Linked DNA regions of Homo sapiens: region 2 is linked to region 1. The links are chromatin loops, found by intact Hi-C in ENCODE. Cell type or tissue: psoas muscle. All regions are shown on one strand.

What was found. A loop is a pair of places that touch in the nucleus more often than their neighbours do. Peaks named below come from ENCODE experiments on the same cell type or tissue, not always from the same donor. Only the 100,000 strongest peaks of a DNase experiment are listed, where the experiment ranks them.
Region 2: it touches region 1 in a loop (2.0-fold over the local background); 9 of 110 quality-filtered maps call a loop at or near these places.

What each region holds. Positions count from the first base shown.
Region 1 is chr4:148,280,422-148,288,421 of GRCh38, reverse strand. The region is part of intron 2 of NR3C2 (nuclear receptor subfamily 3 group C member 2); the gene reads left to right. Among named protein-coding and RNA genes, the nearest start is that of NR3C2, 160 kb to the left of the region's middle. In psoas muscle, a CTCF peak has its summit at 3,686 (motif pointing left); no DNase peak of the experiment used is centred here; H3K27ac peaks cover 2,276 bases.
Region 2 is chr4:148,410,539-148,418,538 of GRCh38, reverse strand. All of the region lies in intron 2 of NR3C2 (nuclear receptor subfamily 3 group C member 2), which reads left to right. Among named protein-coding and RNA genes, the nearest start is that of NR3C2, 28 kb to the left of the region's middle. In psoas muscle, no CTCF peak of the experiment used is centred here; no DNase peak of the experiment used is centred here.

The DNA.
Region 1 (8,000 bases):
TTTCCACCCTGGTGCCTAGAACAGTGCCTGGCATTTAGGCATGCAGAATTAGTACTGGCTGAATGAATTTAGAAATGAATTATGAGTGAACTAACATTTACAGAGCATCTATCAGTTGTGCTTTGTGCTGCTCACATAATTTATAAGAAAATAGTCATGTATTAGATCCTTATGAGGTAGGTATTATTGTCACAATCTTACAAGAAAGACACGGAGCTAGAGAGTAGTTTGAATTTACCTAAAATTATTCAAAACAAGGTCCAGTGACCTCTAAAATGTGTATCACTTATACCGTGGTATCAATGGGACCAGAAATAGCCAGCAGTAATGAGAGCTGGGTTTTAATTTTCTATGTGCTGTTTGCAGACTGTTTTTTTATGGAAATGATTTTATGGAAATCATTTTGGTTTTCTGTTCTTCAGTCTCTTTATGAAGAATATAGTTAGTTAAATGTTTTCATGAATCATTTTGAGGGTAAGTTTGATATAAGTGTTTTTAAAAAGTATTTCAGTAGGTATTATCTACTATCTACTTTAGCATGTAGTTGGCACCTTTATTTTGTCTGACGTTAAGAACTTCTGAATGATGCAGTCGAGACAGTTTGCTCATGCTATATTTTTTAGAGTTATGTAACCAAAAACTATTATATACTTGTCCAGGAGTTACTATATATAAAAAATATTTACAATACACACTCAAGGCATTGTGTGACATATTTCCTACTAGAACTTGATTGAATGTAATAGTGAACCAAAATGAAAATAATATGGTACCTGATTGTTTTATCAAATAGTTTTCTTTTAATGGTATTTGCCTTAATAGAATTTGAATTTTTTAAGTATAGTAATTTATAGGAAAACTTTGACAGTTTAAGTTGGCAATTCCAAATCAGCCCACTCATTGTATTCACTAAAGTGTTCTTCCAAAAATAAATGAGTAGGCTGGCATTGTGTTTTAAACATCGAGCTAATTTTGGTTAATTATATAAATCTAAAAGCCATGGGCAAGGCAGCAATTCAGTCTTACTAGATGATGATCAGTGAAATTGTAAGACAGCTTGCTGAATGATGCACATCAAGCTAATAACCTGAATGCATTGTGTCCAAAAGGACAGTGTCTGGCAGAGCATCAGATAGGAAGCCTTCCCAGAGCTTTAATAAGGGGCTTGTGAATGCTTGCAAAAGAGGGTACAAAGTTAGAAACAGTAGTAATGGCTCTGATCAGAATTCAAAAACATTAGAGAAAAAAATAGTTAACAGTAGAGAAAAAAAGTGGTTTCCATGCATAGCTAATAATTCTGTTACATGGTAGAAAGCTGGGGTTGAGCAGCCTCATGGGCCATCCCTTACTTGCTGCTTATCTCTAGTTTTTGTTTAAATAAAATTAGAGTGCTACATTATGTGGGGCTTTCATTTAAATTAGTTGAAATTAGTATTCTGCCACTAGCAAACAGGAAATACAGATGCAGAATAAGAATGTGGTGCCGCTGGAGAGTTTAGAGGACTTGACTCTCTAACGACATTCCCATTCAGAAAAGAATTGTGACTCCCTTTGTACATGATTGTAAAGTAATGGCACAAATTATGTTATGAGAATTTTTTTGCTGTTATTGTGTTCAGTTGGTATAGTTATGTTGATGTATATAAAATTAGAGTTTGAATTTATTGAAATCTGTGTACAATCATAGAAGCATTTTTTTAACCCTGTATCTCATCCCTTGCCTTAAAAAAGGCTGTGACTATTTAGAAAACATCTTTGTACCTGAAAGTTGTATGATTTCTTTATCCTGGTTAAACTGATCTGTGATTGTCTCTTGGATTTATTCAGGAAAGAGGTGCATCTCTCCTTCATCCAGATTCCACCGGATGAGCCAAGAATGACTGTTGAGGCTATTTTACTTAATGAATTAACAGATTTGACTGAATTTTCTTTTTGCAGTGACCATATGGTTATTGTGAAGATCCATGTAATTATTTGTAGAAGTGAATCACAGGGAATTTTGATTGCTGTAGACTCTAAACAACTGATCCATTTAATCAGATTTTTTTTTCAATTCTGTACAGCCTGATTTTTACTAGCCTATACAGTCAGAAGCAATTAAATAAAGTCCTACAAAAGACAGCAGAGACTGGCTTAAAGCTAAGTTGAATAACACAGCTGGGTTTTTACAGTGTTTCCTTTGGTCTGTTACTCTTATCAGTGGGCTTGGTTTAGCATATCCCCAGAAAATTATATTCCTGTAACTGCCAGAGAAGTTTATATAACAAAATGATTTGTGCCACACACCCAGGCTTGTCCTGCAATATCACTTTAGATAAAGCAAACATTTTTCAACTATTTCTATTTAATACATTGCTTCCAGACTGTTCTAGTCATATGTTAATTACAAAACAAATGATGTATAAAATTTCATTTGTTTTTAATTGTCTTTTTAAACACATATTGCAAAATCATTCTTTGAATAAAACTAACATGTTAATATTTTCCCTCTAGAATGAATTCTGTGAAAGATAAATGTATTTTATAATGTATCACATATGTGAAATAGAACATTGATAGGAATTATGCAAGAAAGCATCGCACTTTTTAAGGTAACAGTACATTTGACTGTCACTGAAGTTACTTTATCACATCTCCACATGTACAAGACAGGGAAGCAGTTGCATTGTGTGCCAATGGAGGAAGTTTTTTTTGTTTGTTTGTTTTTGTTTTTTTTGAGACAGAGTCTCACTCTGTCACCAGGCTGGAGGTCAGTGGCACAATTTTGGCTCACTGCAACCTCTGCCTCCTGGGTTCAAGCGATTCTCCTGCCTTAGCCTCCTGAGTAGCTGGGACTACAGGCGCACGTCACCACGCCCAAATAATTTTTGTGTTTTTAGTAGAGATGGGGTTTCACCATGTTGGCCAGGATGATCTCAATCTCTTGACCTCGTGATCTGCCCGCCTCAGCCTCCCAAAGTGCTGGGATTACAGGCAAGAGCCACCACGTCCGGCCTGGAGGAAGTTTTTAAATTTCAAAAGGAGAAGTATATTTTCTGGACTTTTCTATAAACCAGTTTGTTGCTTCTCTTGTTGATGCCAGTAGAATTTATACAACTCCAGCAACATCGTTTGGGAAAGAGCCAGTTTTTCCTGTCTTTCACAATAGAAGTTACTGATTAGAAGACCCTAAATATTTTTTAGCATTTTCATGTCCATGATAAAGGCTGCAACAAGGGGTAAATAACTTTCCTCTTATGGCAGAAAATATTCTTATGAGACCCCCAGTGCACTTTTTCAGTATGGTGTAATCACATGACAGTTGTAGGGTAGGACCCTCAGAACTGCAGCTCACATCAAGAGCTGTGGGCTCCGAAAGTGAACCATATGTTGCTGTAGTCCAGAGAGATACCAAGAGAATTGGCTTCTGAGTCCAGCAAACCTAGATTCAAGTCTGTCCCTGCCAGTACCTGCTCTGTAACTAGAGGGGAGTTATAGTTAGCTTTTACTAGCCTGAGTTTTTTGTATATGAAATGAGAACAATGACCAATAGTGAGAAGACTTTTTTGTAGGACTGAGTAAAATAATACATGCAAAGACCCCAGCCCCTCAGTGCTCTCAGGTCAACACATATTAATTTCCTTCGTCTCTCTTTGAAGGTCAGAAAATTTGGACAGTGGCGTAGAATTACAGTGCTGTGGGCCAGTGTGCCATCTGATGGCAGAAAGCACTAATTGGATCTCTCTGCATGTCAGTGTAACATAAAGCTTGGCTCACAAGATACAAAGTCATAGATCCTTTCTCACCCTCCTTTGCTGGTAAGAAGGCTCTAACTGAGATTCTTGACAGCAAAATGGATGATTAGGAGTTTTTATAGTAACTTGAATGTATTTATTCTTTTACCTGATGTGTTTTAAAAAAAGAAACCTATCATTTGTATAGGTAAAAGTAAAATTGCTAGTGTTACTGAACACAGCGTGAGTACCTAGTCTTGACACTGTCATGAGCTATCGACACTCAGACATGTTCTTTTATCCTTTGATTCACACCTTCATCAGCAAATGTGTGTTGAGTATTAATATATGATACCCCTTTTGCTGGAGACTCAAAAATTAGAAGACCAACCCTCTATTTATAGGCTTATAAGCCTATCAACTCCTTCAGAGTAGAGGGTTGGCCTTCTAATTTTTGAATCCCCAGCAAGAGGGGGGAGCATTCCATACATAAGAGTTATGTTCCATACATAAGGCTCTACTCTAAAGAGTTATGTTCCATACATAAGGCTCTACATAACCCAGAGGAATACATGTTGGTAGAGGCAGATCCAGGCCAGACCTCCTGCGTGCTCCATTAGGCCCCCACCCCTTTGCTGTTGCAGTGTCTCTTTCTTCTTTATAGACTTATCTCTCCCGTGGGACAAGGTATGTGGTAGAAGGTCAAGAAAATCTTTCCTGAAGTGAATCGAATTAGTATATGATACTTTGAAAGTGGTCATTACGAGGGTGGGGAGAGCCTGGTAATCACTCGCAGTCTCAGTTGTCTCCTGTGTGTTATGAAAGAGTTCATGTCCTTTTGAATCTGTGGCAACCACTGGTAAACATCAAATAATAATTTGCCAGAAACTGGTGAAATCAAATATAAATCAATGTACAATGTACTACATTCTTTGTTGCCTAAGCAGCATTTATGAATTAACCAAGTAATGAGTTATGTTATTTTTTATTATATAGGTTGCATAATTTTTAGCACTTTTCTTACCATATTCTAAAAACCAATAGAGGGATTGTAAGGGCCTTTTGCCAACTGAACTATGAAAAGGGTAGATAAGGCACTGAATATATGACTATAAATGAAGTTCAACTGAAAACAACCTCAGGTTCAGATGATTGTTGTTTAACATTTTTTCAATTTCTTGAGCCTTTCAGGGTTTTTAAAGCACTTGCAAGCCTGGTGATCACCATGGGAAAAACACTGAGAGTTATTGGGGTCACCATTGCTCTTGTGATTCCTTTATCAATAGGTTCTTTATGAAAATAAACTTGGCATGAAGGGAACACTGTAAATTCTGAGGGTTGTAACTGGGTATCATTTATTTAAAAGTTTAGTGATCCTTTGAAAAACCTCACCAATTTTGTAATGTTGTAATTTTTAAGACTAACCAATGGTGCTTATGTTTTTCCTGATCCATTCAGTTCTCTGTAATGGCTAAAATTGGCTTACCTGACCCCACTCTTAGGCAAGGTTGTTTTCATTTTTACTTACTTTTATGAAAGCTATCTTATTCCTTTGATTGCTGCTGCTTATCTTTAAAATGACCCAATTAGTCTGATTGTTTACTTCTTCAAAGTGCTATATGTTTGCACTTATAACACACAGATTATTTTAAATAACGTTTCCTTGTGGTTTTGCTGTATGTGATTTTTCCCCCTCAGCTCTGTTTCCTTCCCGTTCCTTCTAACCTCATCTCTGATTTCATTGTGTTTTGTATTCCTCATATTCCCTACCAGTCCTTTAGCTTGTATTCTTCCCGCCATAGCCTTTGCCTCTTTTTTGCAGTCCAGTAAGGCCCACTCTGCCTATTGATGCCATGTTTTGCTTATGTCCCTCTCTTATATCCCTTCCTTGGTGTTCTGCCTTTTTACCTATTCTCATGTTTTCTTCACTCTTATTTTCCTTCTCTCATCAACACTCTTGGAATTCTTTAGTCTGCTCTTGCCAAATGAGTTTTAGGCAATATCAGGATATTTTTGTCCCCTGGGACTGCACCCCCTCCAACTCCCCCACTCCCACACACCCTGTGTTTAACTGGGACTTTCTTCCTTGTTTTCTTGCTCTTTCTCGTTGGAGACTTTGTCACTATCCTCTCTGCATTCTGCTAACACAACTTGTTCAATGAATGTTTGTTGCAGGAATAGACTGACTTTTCTAATTTTATCCCTACTTTTATGCACATACTCTTATGCTGTAAGATATATTAGGCTGGCCTGTAGGATTTATCTTGAACAAATTTCCATTTAATTTTCCTATTACATAAAATGGTTTTATTGCTAATTGTTTTCTGAGCCTACCATGTAGGAAATAAATAATCTATAAGAGATACTCAGAAAAATTATGGCCGGGCACAGTGGCTCACACCTGTAATCCCAGCACTTTGGGAGGCCAAGGCAGGCGGATCACTTGAGGCCACGAGTTTGATACCAGCCTGGTCAACATGGTGAAACCCTGTCTGTACTAAAAATACAAAAATTAGCCTGGCATGGTGGTGCACGCCTGTAGTCCCAGCTACTGTGGAGGCTGAGGCAGGAGAATTGCTTAAGCCCTGGAAGCAGAGGTTGTAGTGATCCGAGATCACACCATTGCACTCTAGCCTGGACAACAGCGAGACTCTGTCTCAAAAATAAATAAATATATGAATAAGTAAGAGATACTCATAAAAATTAATGAAAACTTTTAGATGTTAAAATCTTACCAATGCTTCAAGGCCCACTTCAAGTATCACTGCCTCTGCAATGAATTAATCTCTTACCAGACTGTTTCCATGACTCCATTTCTATGTATTTTGTAGCACTCATGAATATTATACATGGTTATCTTTACATATGTTTGTACTTCTTATTAGTTCCTCCAAAGGACAGGAGCATCTTTCCGTCTCCTATAGCATTTAGCATGATGCCCTGCACAGCAAGGATACTTGTTGACATAACATAACACAGATGTTTGCTAGACTGAATCGAGAGGTATAATGAGTATAGAAAATGAAAATTCAGAGAATGTGGTTATTGAGCTAGATCTCCTCATGAGGCAAAAAGAAGCAGTGAAGCTCAGGCCAAAGATTGGACCTTAAATAAGAAAGCACAAAGTACAGGGTATATCTTAGGAAACACTGATTTTTGAAGCTTTAAGATATATAATGAGTATTTCAATGTTTTGCAGTCAAATTTGCTAAATTTGTGAAGGAAGAAATGTAAATATATTTGGTAGTGATTGAAATTATGGAAATATACATTATTTGCCCATTTTGTTTTTCATTGAAAGGACGTAAGTCACTGTGTTAGTTCCTAGAACCATAGCGCTCAACTATGTTTGAATAATTTGAAACTTTTATTTCAGTTACATGTAAGTAACTACAGTTTAAACGGTTTTCCCTGCATTTACGTATAACTGCAGATACTGGTTTCGTGGAGGAAAATAAAATATGCTTTCTCTTATCTTTCACCCGCTTTTTCCCCAAGTCTGCTGCTCTTAGTACCACAGTCTGCTCCTCTCCTTTGGAGGTTATAACTAGAACAGGGATAAAGAAAAAGCAGAGAGGGGTCCTTGTGAACTTAGAGAACTGGGGAAAAAGAATGAAGTCTCAGGAGATGAAGGGAGGGACAGACACTAAGTGGAATTCTCAAGAAAATGTCTCTAGCAGGTGCCACAGCTCTAGCCCAAGGAGCGGAGACTGGGACTCAGTTTCTCTTTTTGCTCCTTGCTTTCTCAGCTAAGCTCTAACTGTTCTCTCAAACATGGTTTAATAAAGATTCGTCTAAAAGAGGAATTAGTACACACATTAATCTGTGACTGTTAGCTTTATATAGAGTTTACCAGAGGAAACAGCTCATGCACAGGTGTATACGCATTCTAAAACGGAATTAGGCTAGGTGCAGTGGTGCACACTTGTAATCCCCACATGTGGGAGGCTGAGGCAGGAGGATTGTGCTTGAGCTCAGGAATTCAAGACCAGCCTGGACAACATAGTGAGACCCTATCTCTACAAAACATAAAAATAAAAAAATTAGTTAGGTGTGATGGTTCACATCTGTAGTCCCAGCTACTTGGGAGGCTGAGATGGGAGGATTACTTAAGCTTAGGATGTTGAGGCTGCTGTGAGCCCTGATTATACCACTGCACTCCAGCCTGGGCAATAATGTAAGATCTTGTCTCAAAAGTAAGAGAATTAATTTTATTATTAATACATACTTGATATGCTAAGGCAATGTGAAAACTCCCATTCTTGTTATTTCTGTGTACACTGTTTT
Region 2 (8,000 bases), 130 kb before region 1:
CTCTAACATTATTGTAGAGAGAGGAAATTCTTCTAGTTCTTTGTGAGAACTTAATTGAGAACTGTATTCTCTGAACTTCAAAAATAGAGATTATCATGAAGATATCTTAGTGATTTTTAAACTCTTTTTTTAGAGCAATACAAATGAAGATTAACATTTACATATATCACATGCTCCATGGTGGTTTGATTGAAAAGCATTGTGTGGGTATGTGTGTGTGGGCAGTAAAGCAAATAGCACAAGTTTTGTTTTTGTGATATTCATAAAAATCAATACTCAGCATAGAAATATGACTCAGTAAGAATTGCTTATTATGGACTATAACATAGATAAGATAGGCTGCACAGTGATGTACTGTGATGGTTTTCATCTCCGCCTCTTTTCTCACTTGTGAACACCATCAGAATGTAAACGAGAGTGGCTTTATTATAGGAAGAATCATGGACCCTTCCTGTGTTTCTGTTTTAACAGTATGTCATTCACAAACATCAATATTATTAACAAATTACTTGGCATACAACTCAAAACTGATCATGCCCTGTTGTCTAGTGTTCTGATTATAGGGACCTGTGCTTTAGAGGAAAGCCTGAGAATCCAGTAAAAATGTCAGAAATCTCTCCCTCTTCCCCACACATTAAACGTCACTAAATATATAATGCTATTCAAATATAAGCACTGTTAAGCAGGTGATTGCAAAATATATAGTATCTTCTTTGGACAACAGAAATGAAAACAAAAGAAACCCTGTTAGGGATTTAAATCAGCTATGAAAAATCTGCTCATTTTATATTATTGTTAAACACTGGGCTGGAATTATTGTTTTGGGAAAAGGCCCATGAGAGTTTTTGCTCTGTGGGTTTTTAAAGGTAAGAATAAATTTCGTGTTTGAGATGTTTTTGATGTGCCTGTAACCAGAATAGAAGTGTCTTAGATTATAACTTTCTCTCAGATTGAGTAATTCTGTTGTAATAAGTCAGCATATGTTGCCATCTAGTCTAAAAACTGCATGAAGATAAAAACATATTATATAAAACCATCTATAGTATCAAGTCTTTACAATCTCACTATGCTTAAGATATAATGCCAACACCATACACTAGATAATTTCCAGATGGTTTAAAGAGAACCTCAATTGAGAAAAACACTGAGTTGAACACATATCTGACTCTTGGATAGAGAAGTCATTATAAGTCTTTATAAGAAGAGAGCGGTAGAAGGAAGTACGTGTGTGCACGCATGCATACACACATGCATACATACACTGAACATTTTGATTATATAAAAATTCAAAATTCCCATATGCCAAACAAAATTAAGACAAAATTTGGGAAATGATGAGTAGGTTGATATCTCCATAATAAGAGCTAATACTTATCAATAAGAAGACCATGAAGACTTCCAAGAGAGGAGGGAAAAAACAAGGAAAAGACATGAACAGGCAGCTCATAGAAAAACAAATACAGGCCAGGTGCGGTGGCTCACGCCTGTAATCCCAGCACTTTGCGAGGCGGAGGCGGGTGGATCACCTGAGGTCAGCAGTTCGAGACCAGCCTGGCCAACATGGTGAAACCCCGTCTCTACTAAAAATACAAAAAATTAGCTGGGCATGGTGGCAGGCACCTGTTATCCCAGCTACTCAGGAGGCTGAGGCAGGAGAATCACTTGAACCCAGGAGATAGAGGTTGCAGTGAGCCAAGATTGTGCCATTGCACTCCAGCCTGGGCAACAAGAGCAAAACTTCATCTCAAAAAAAAAGAAAAAAAAAGCAAATACATATGGAGTGTATGAACTTCTAAACTGTTTAATCATGCTACTAAATAGAGAAATAGAAGTGAAAGCAACAATTTGGTATCATTTTAAATTGGATTTTCAGAAAAAGCAAATGGTGGATAGGGAGCATAGAGACCATCGCTCTTGGATGGCATCCAGTGGAGAGTAGAAAGAGACACAAGTAATTTGGCAGCATGCACTATCAGAAGTAGTGTAACTTGATTCCAGAGCATGGACTCTTCAGCCAGGTGTCCTCAGTTTTACCACTTTATCAGCTGTGTGATCTTAGGCAAATTATTTATTAACCTTTTGGTGCCTCAGTGTTCTCATCTGTAAAATGGAGATGATAGAATGTACCAAACAGTATTGTTATAAGGACTGAGTTAGTTAGAATATGTAAAGTGCTTAGAAAAGTGCTTGTCCCATAGTAAGTCCTACATAAATGTATTTGCTATATTATTATTATCATTGTCTTTATATACCTCAAAAGATCCAGTTTCTAGGAGTGTGTCATCAGGAAGTTGTTATACATATGGAAAAAGATTTATGTATGATGATGTTAATTTAGCATAATTTACAAAAATTTAAATAACTTTTTTCCCAGTGAATTGGCGATTAGCCAAATCTTGGTAAACTTATTTTTTTCTTATTATGATATAAAAATGCAGCTATGTCTATGAAGAAAATTTATAGGAAATCATTACAATTTATTTTTTATATTTAATATTATGATATGCAGCTCTATAGACAGAATTTGTGTCTGCTCAGTTACGTATGTGTATATTTTATTCTCAGTGGGAAGAAATGCATGTATTTTTTTCTTAGTGGAAGAAAATGCCTCGAAATCAGTGGTGTTTGTCTATGAGTAATAGGATTACTTGCTTTGTTTATTTTTCTTTTTGTATTTACCAAATTTTCTACAATGAGAATGTATTGTTTCTAGGACGAAAAATTATTAAAAGAGCAGCAGTAATGATTTTATTTGAGAGTGTAATAAATCTCTCACATGTAAGAACAAGATCATCTTTGCCTCCAGATGGCACTACCATTTTCACAGAGAAGTAGAGAGTTCTGGGCTGATGAGCATTTTGTTCAGTTAGGATCTAGGCTTCATGGATACATTTGTCTTGCTTCCTAAACCAGCCCTAGACAGACGGGTGGAGGGAGGCATGGACCCTGCACATGCCCCCTGAGAATGCTGCTTTTTTTCTTGCAGGTTTTTGCCTGCTTCTAGATTCTTTAAAGTTATGGGGCCATTTGTTGTAACATCTATTAAAACCACTTGAGAGCAAATGAAATTGTTTGTTTATAATAATCTGAAAAGCAAGCATGATGAATAAAATACATTTTTCATAGTATAGTTTATTTCCTAAGCGAATAGAGCAACTTTAAAGAGCTATTAGGGCAGAATAAAAATACTACATAAAAATCATTATTTCTAACATTTATTTCTCCTCTATATTAATGATCTTTCCTCCTGCTCCATCATTCTATCAGGCCTGAAATTTGACTCCTTCAGTTCCTGCGATCCTGTAAGAATGGTTCTTTCAGGTTCTTAGGTTAGATCGACAATCCTTTGCTTTTTCTTTTCTTTTCTGTTTATTATTTTAAGTTGCACTGTTCTTACATAATGATCCTTTCACTTAGTGAGATAAGGCAAAGTTAACTGAGTAAATAGGAGGAGTTTTATTTATTAATTGGTATTAGGTGAATCACTGGAAATTTTGAGCCTAACAGATTTTTCTGTAGGCAAATCAGTTGCAAAATATTTTAAAGATTTGCATTTATGCATATCATGAAAAACTGTTTTAAAAATACTTTTGTTAATAACCCTAATACTGTTAATAACTTCATGGTTTGTAATTGGCCTGCTGACTGAATATTCATGGAGTCTCTGGACATGGAAATAGTGACTTATCTAGATTTACATTTATGATTTATTCAGCTGTTATTGCTAAGTAGTATTTTTATAGTAAAAACTAAATATTTTATAAGGCAAAAGGTAAAGGAAAAATAATTATCACATAAATTTCCTTTCAGAAGCTCTCACGTCTAACATCAGTATAAGTGACAAATTATTTTCCACAAGTCTTTAATGTATTTAAGTCTGACCAACTGGTAATAATTTTTGAGTATTTTTTTTGAAAAATAACATTAAGGTCAAAATGCAATTTATTTGAGATCAGTAACAATCAAGGTGGATTATAGTTATCTACTGGAAAGTTGAATTAGTTGAACTGAACAGAGGCCATATCATCTAGACAGTGGTTAGGAATTTTCATATGATGCCTTATTTATCTCTTTATTATTTTTAAATTAATTAACAAAAGCAAAATTATAGTACTCATAATTTGCTCCCCAGAGTTAACAAATGTTAATTTTTCATTGGGTTCAGATCTTTCTTTAAATGAGAGACAGAATATTACAAAGTTCAAATCAGATTTGGATCCCTTCCCCACCCTTTTCACTTCCTCCCTGTCTTTGCGGAAGCAGTCCAAGTCAAGAATGTCATCTGTATTTTCTGCCCATGTTTTTATCCTGCATATATAGGTGTATGCGTATATTTAGCAATTTTACATAAATGGAATCTTACCCTTGCAAAACATCTAATGATTTTTGAGCTTTATGTGTGATGATACATTTAGATGTAGTTTATTTTACTGTAATTGCCTGATAGTATTCTATCGCTTATCTGGTTCCCTATTAATGGACATTTAGATTGTTTCCAGTTTTATTGCTGATAAAAGTAGTGCTGCAGAGACAAATTTTGTAAATGTCTGCTTATACCCAAGAGCAAAGATTTCTCTAGGATATATAATTAGAAGTAGAATTTCTGTGTAATGAAGAAATGTATACATCTTGCATTTTATAAACTTTGCATAATGCCTGCCAGTAGCCAGTATGTTTGTACTAGTTTACGTTCTCATCAGTATGTGTAAGGTACTGATTTGCCACATCCTTGCTTACGCTTTGTATTGTGGGTAGGAAGTAGTGTATCATTTGTAATTTAAATGTGAATCTCCTCATTACAGGAAAATTGGGCATATTTTCATAGGTTTGTCAGACTGAGTTTCCTCTTCTATAAATTGCTGTTCATATCCTATTTACCTATATTACTTGTGAGTTAATGTCTGTTTATTGATTTGTCAAAGGTATTAATCTGCGCATTAAACTTTTGGTTATGTGAGTTGAAAATATGCTCTCCCAGTCTACTGCTTGTGCTTTAACTTTGTTATAATGTTCTTTTTCATACAGATGCTTTAAATTTTGATGTCATCAAAATTTCAATTTTTACTGCTTAAGGTTTGTGCTTTATATCCCTTGCCTAAGAAACCCCTCTCTACTCTAAGTTCATGAAGGCATTTTTCAATGTATTCTTACAGCTGTATTTCTATTTTTCTTTAAGTCTCAAAGCTTTTCATGTAGTAGTGGATAAAAGAATTTATTTTTTGGAAACATAGTAGTTACTTTAGGAAATGATGCATTTCTACCACCATCCTCTAAAATAATCCTCACAGTGATAGGGATGATTCCCTATGATATTTAAGAGGCTAAGAACAGAATACAGTTATACCCTGTGACTTACGAAGAGTGAGTGCTATATAGCTATTTAGAAGCTTTCAATAAACACTAGGTAAAATACAGAAGTTGGGGCTGTTTATTTCTTATTTGGTTTTGAGGTTCAAATATTTATGAAAATATTATGCTTGTGTGGAAAGATAACATAGGGGACGCTTCTAGTTTTGATCAGTTATTCATTGCAGATTGAGATTGCTGTCTTAAACTTCTTTTGAAAATAAATACAAGGCCACACAGACTGGAAAAGCTCAAGTGATATGTATTTCTGCTCTAAACTCTCAACAGTTTGTCACCTGGGGTGTGATGGGACACTCAGTCATCCTTTTGGGATGAAGCATAACTAAGGGGTGTGTGTGTGTGTGTGTGTGCGCACATGTGCACCTGTGTATGCACGTATGTGCATATTCACAGTGTTGTGGTCTGGGTCAGAGAGGGAGATTTCAGTCACAGATTAAAAGATAAAAATTATGTGCTTTTAGAAAATATAAATAAGTAAAAGAATGTAAGCCTAGAATGTGCTGACAGTTGAGTTTTTGAAAATACATTTCAAGTTGCCATTATAAGACTCTTAGATGAAGCTAATTTTTGTTCCTAATAAAGGAAGGAGCATTTTTTTTTACTCCTTCTCCACATTTCTCTTGTTTCTGCATCTCTCTTCCAATTAAATTACCAATAGACAGTGCCTGCATTTTATTATTGAAAGGCTAAATCTGAATCTCCAAACTGTGAATACTTAGCCAAAAATCTAGTTAGAATTCCAGCTTGATCTTTTTTTACTTCACTTATGTATTCTAATATAGTTTCAGTCTTCTGAAATTTAACCAATTTTCACTGTAATTTTAGGAATAAGTCAGTCCCAGGAAAATAAGTGATTAAGGGGATACATTGCTTTCCTAACAGTAAGAATGGCACAGCTCCACCCACCCCTCCCTGCAAAGAATGAAAGCCACCCACTGATGTCTGCAGCGGAGGTTGTGTGCAGCAATGGTCAGTGCTGCCTTGGATGTTTATTGTGTTCACCGAGTCTCAGTCGTGATGTGCTTTCCAGGCATTAGTCCCTATGGCGACCCCAGGAGACAGGTGTGATAACCCTGCTTTGCTGATGAGGAAACTTACACTTTTGAGAGGGTGAGTAGCTTGGCCAGGATGACACAATTAGTAAATGCAACAACTGGATGTGTTATAGCCCAGCTCTGACCAACCCGGAAACCCTCTTTTTTAAATTGATGCTGTCTCCCTAAAATGTGCAGCGTTAAGTTTTATAAGTGGATTTTCTTGTTCTTTACTTGGGAAGAATGTGGAAGGAGAGGAAGAGGAGGCCTGGAGTTCCTTCATCTTGGTATGTGTTGCAGAGGAAGCAAGATAAAGGAAAACTATTTATTCTAGCAACACTGAAGTCTAAATTTTGCCTGCTTAGTAGTTAATCTTAGAGCTTGCTCTGGTTGTCTATGCATATGGCACCTTACATAAGTATCTTTTGATGTGACATTGTCTGAAGATGATGTGAGTAGGACGACACTGTCCAGAAGGTTTAAGGATAGATCTCAATAGCATTGTGTTGAATTAAAAAGAAAGAAAAACCAGTGTCGAGCAATATAGACCTTGTGATGCCGTTTATATAAAAATCTAAAACCACATAGAATATGTCCATTTGTTTATGTGTGCATATAATGGAAGTATAAAAATACAGAACAAAGATATCAAGCAAAATTTAATTAGTGCTTGACCCTGGAGAGGGAGGGACAGGGGAACAAACACATTACCCTTGTCTGTAATATTTTAATTTTATTTTGAAAAATATTTGAATTGGATTTGGATTTCATTAAATGTTAACATCTTTTAAATCTAAATATTAAGTATATGGATATTTTGTTAGATGCTATATTATTGCCTGTCCTCTTCTGTATTCGAAATTTTTCCCCAAGTGACAGCAACAACAAAATGTGGTTATAGCCAGGATGATTTGCTACCAATTGCTGGGCCCCAAAACAAAAATAGTTTGGAACCTAGAACTAGTTTCTTTGATTCTTTGTTTGGGCCAGTGGTGGGTGGTGGGCGGGTGGGGGACGGGCAGTTGATGCAACCAGCCAAAATGAAAGACATTAAGCTCTTGCTACAACTAAAAAATGTGTAGTTGGAATATAGCAAGAAACTGCAATTTAGGTCTCCCAAATTGTATAAGATGACATTGAGTTGAAGGTCGGAGTACTGAAGATTATCTAAGGTTTCCTCGTAAGGTTTAGTTTGGCTTATGTCTTTGGTGACTATACGTGTTCTGTGTATCTGAACCCTGACAGTAGTCTGTAAAGCATATTTTTGTCACTACTCCTGGCCAAATGATGTGTGATACTCTTGTACTGTGTGGGCACATGAATTATAGCATTATTACCTCAATTATTTTAGGTAAGAAAGAAATCTGAATGGCCAGTATACAAATACTCACTGCTTGGAGTGACCTTTTTTCACCTCTCAGTCTAAGATGTTCATGTTAACTTGCGGATAGGTAAGAAAAATACATTCTTTTAGGGATTCTGCTTCTTTGAGTTATAGTGAAAGGTCCCTGGCCGTTGTACATAGGTCACAAGACACCAGGTTGTATTTTAATTTTATTTCTGTATTTTAAACTTTGATTTAAGCTTCTGCAGTTAAAC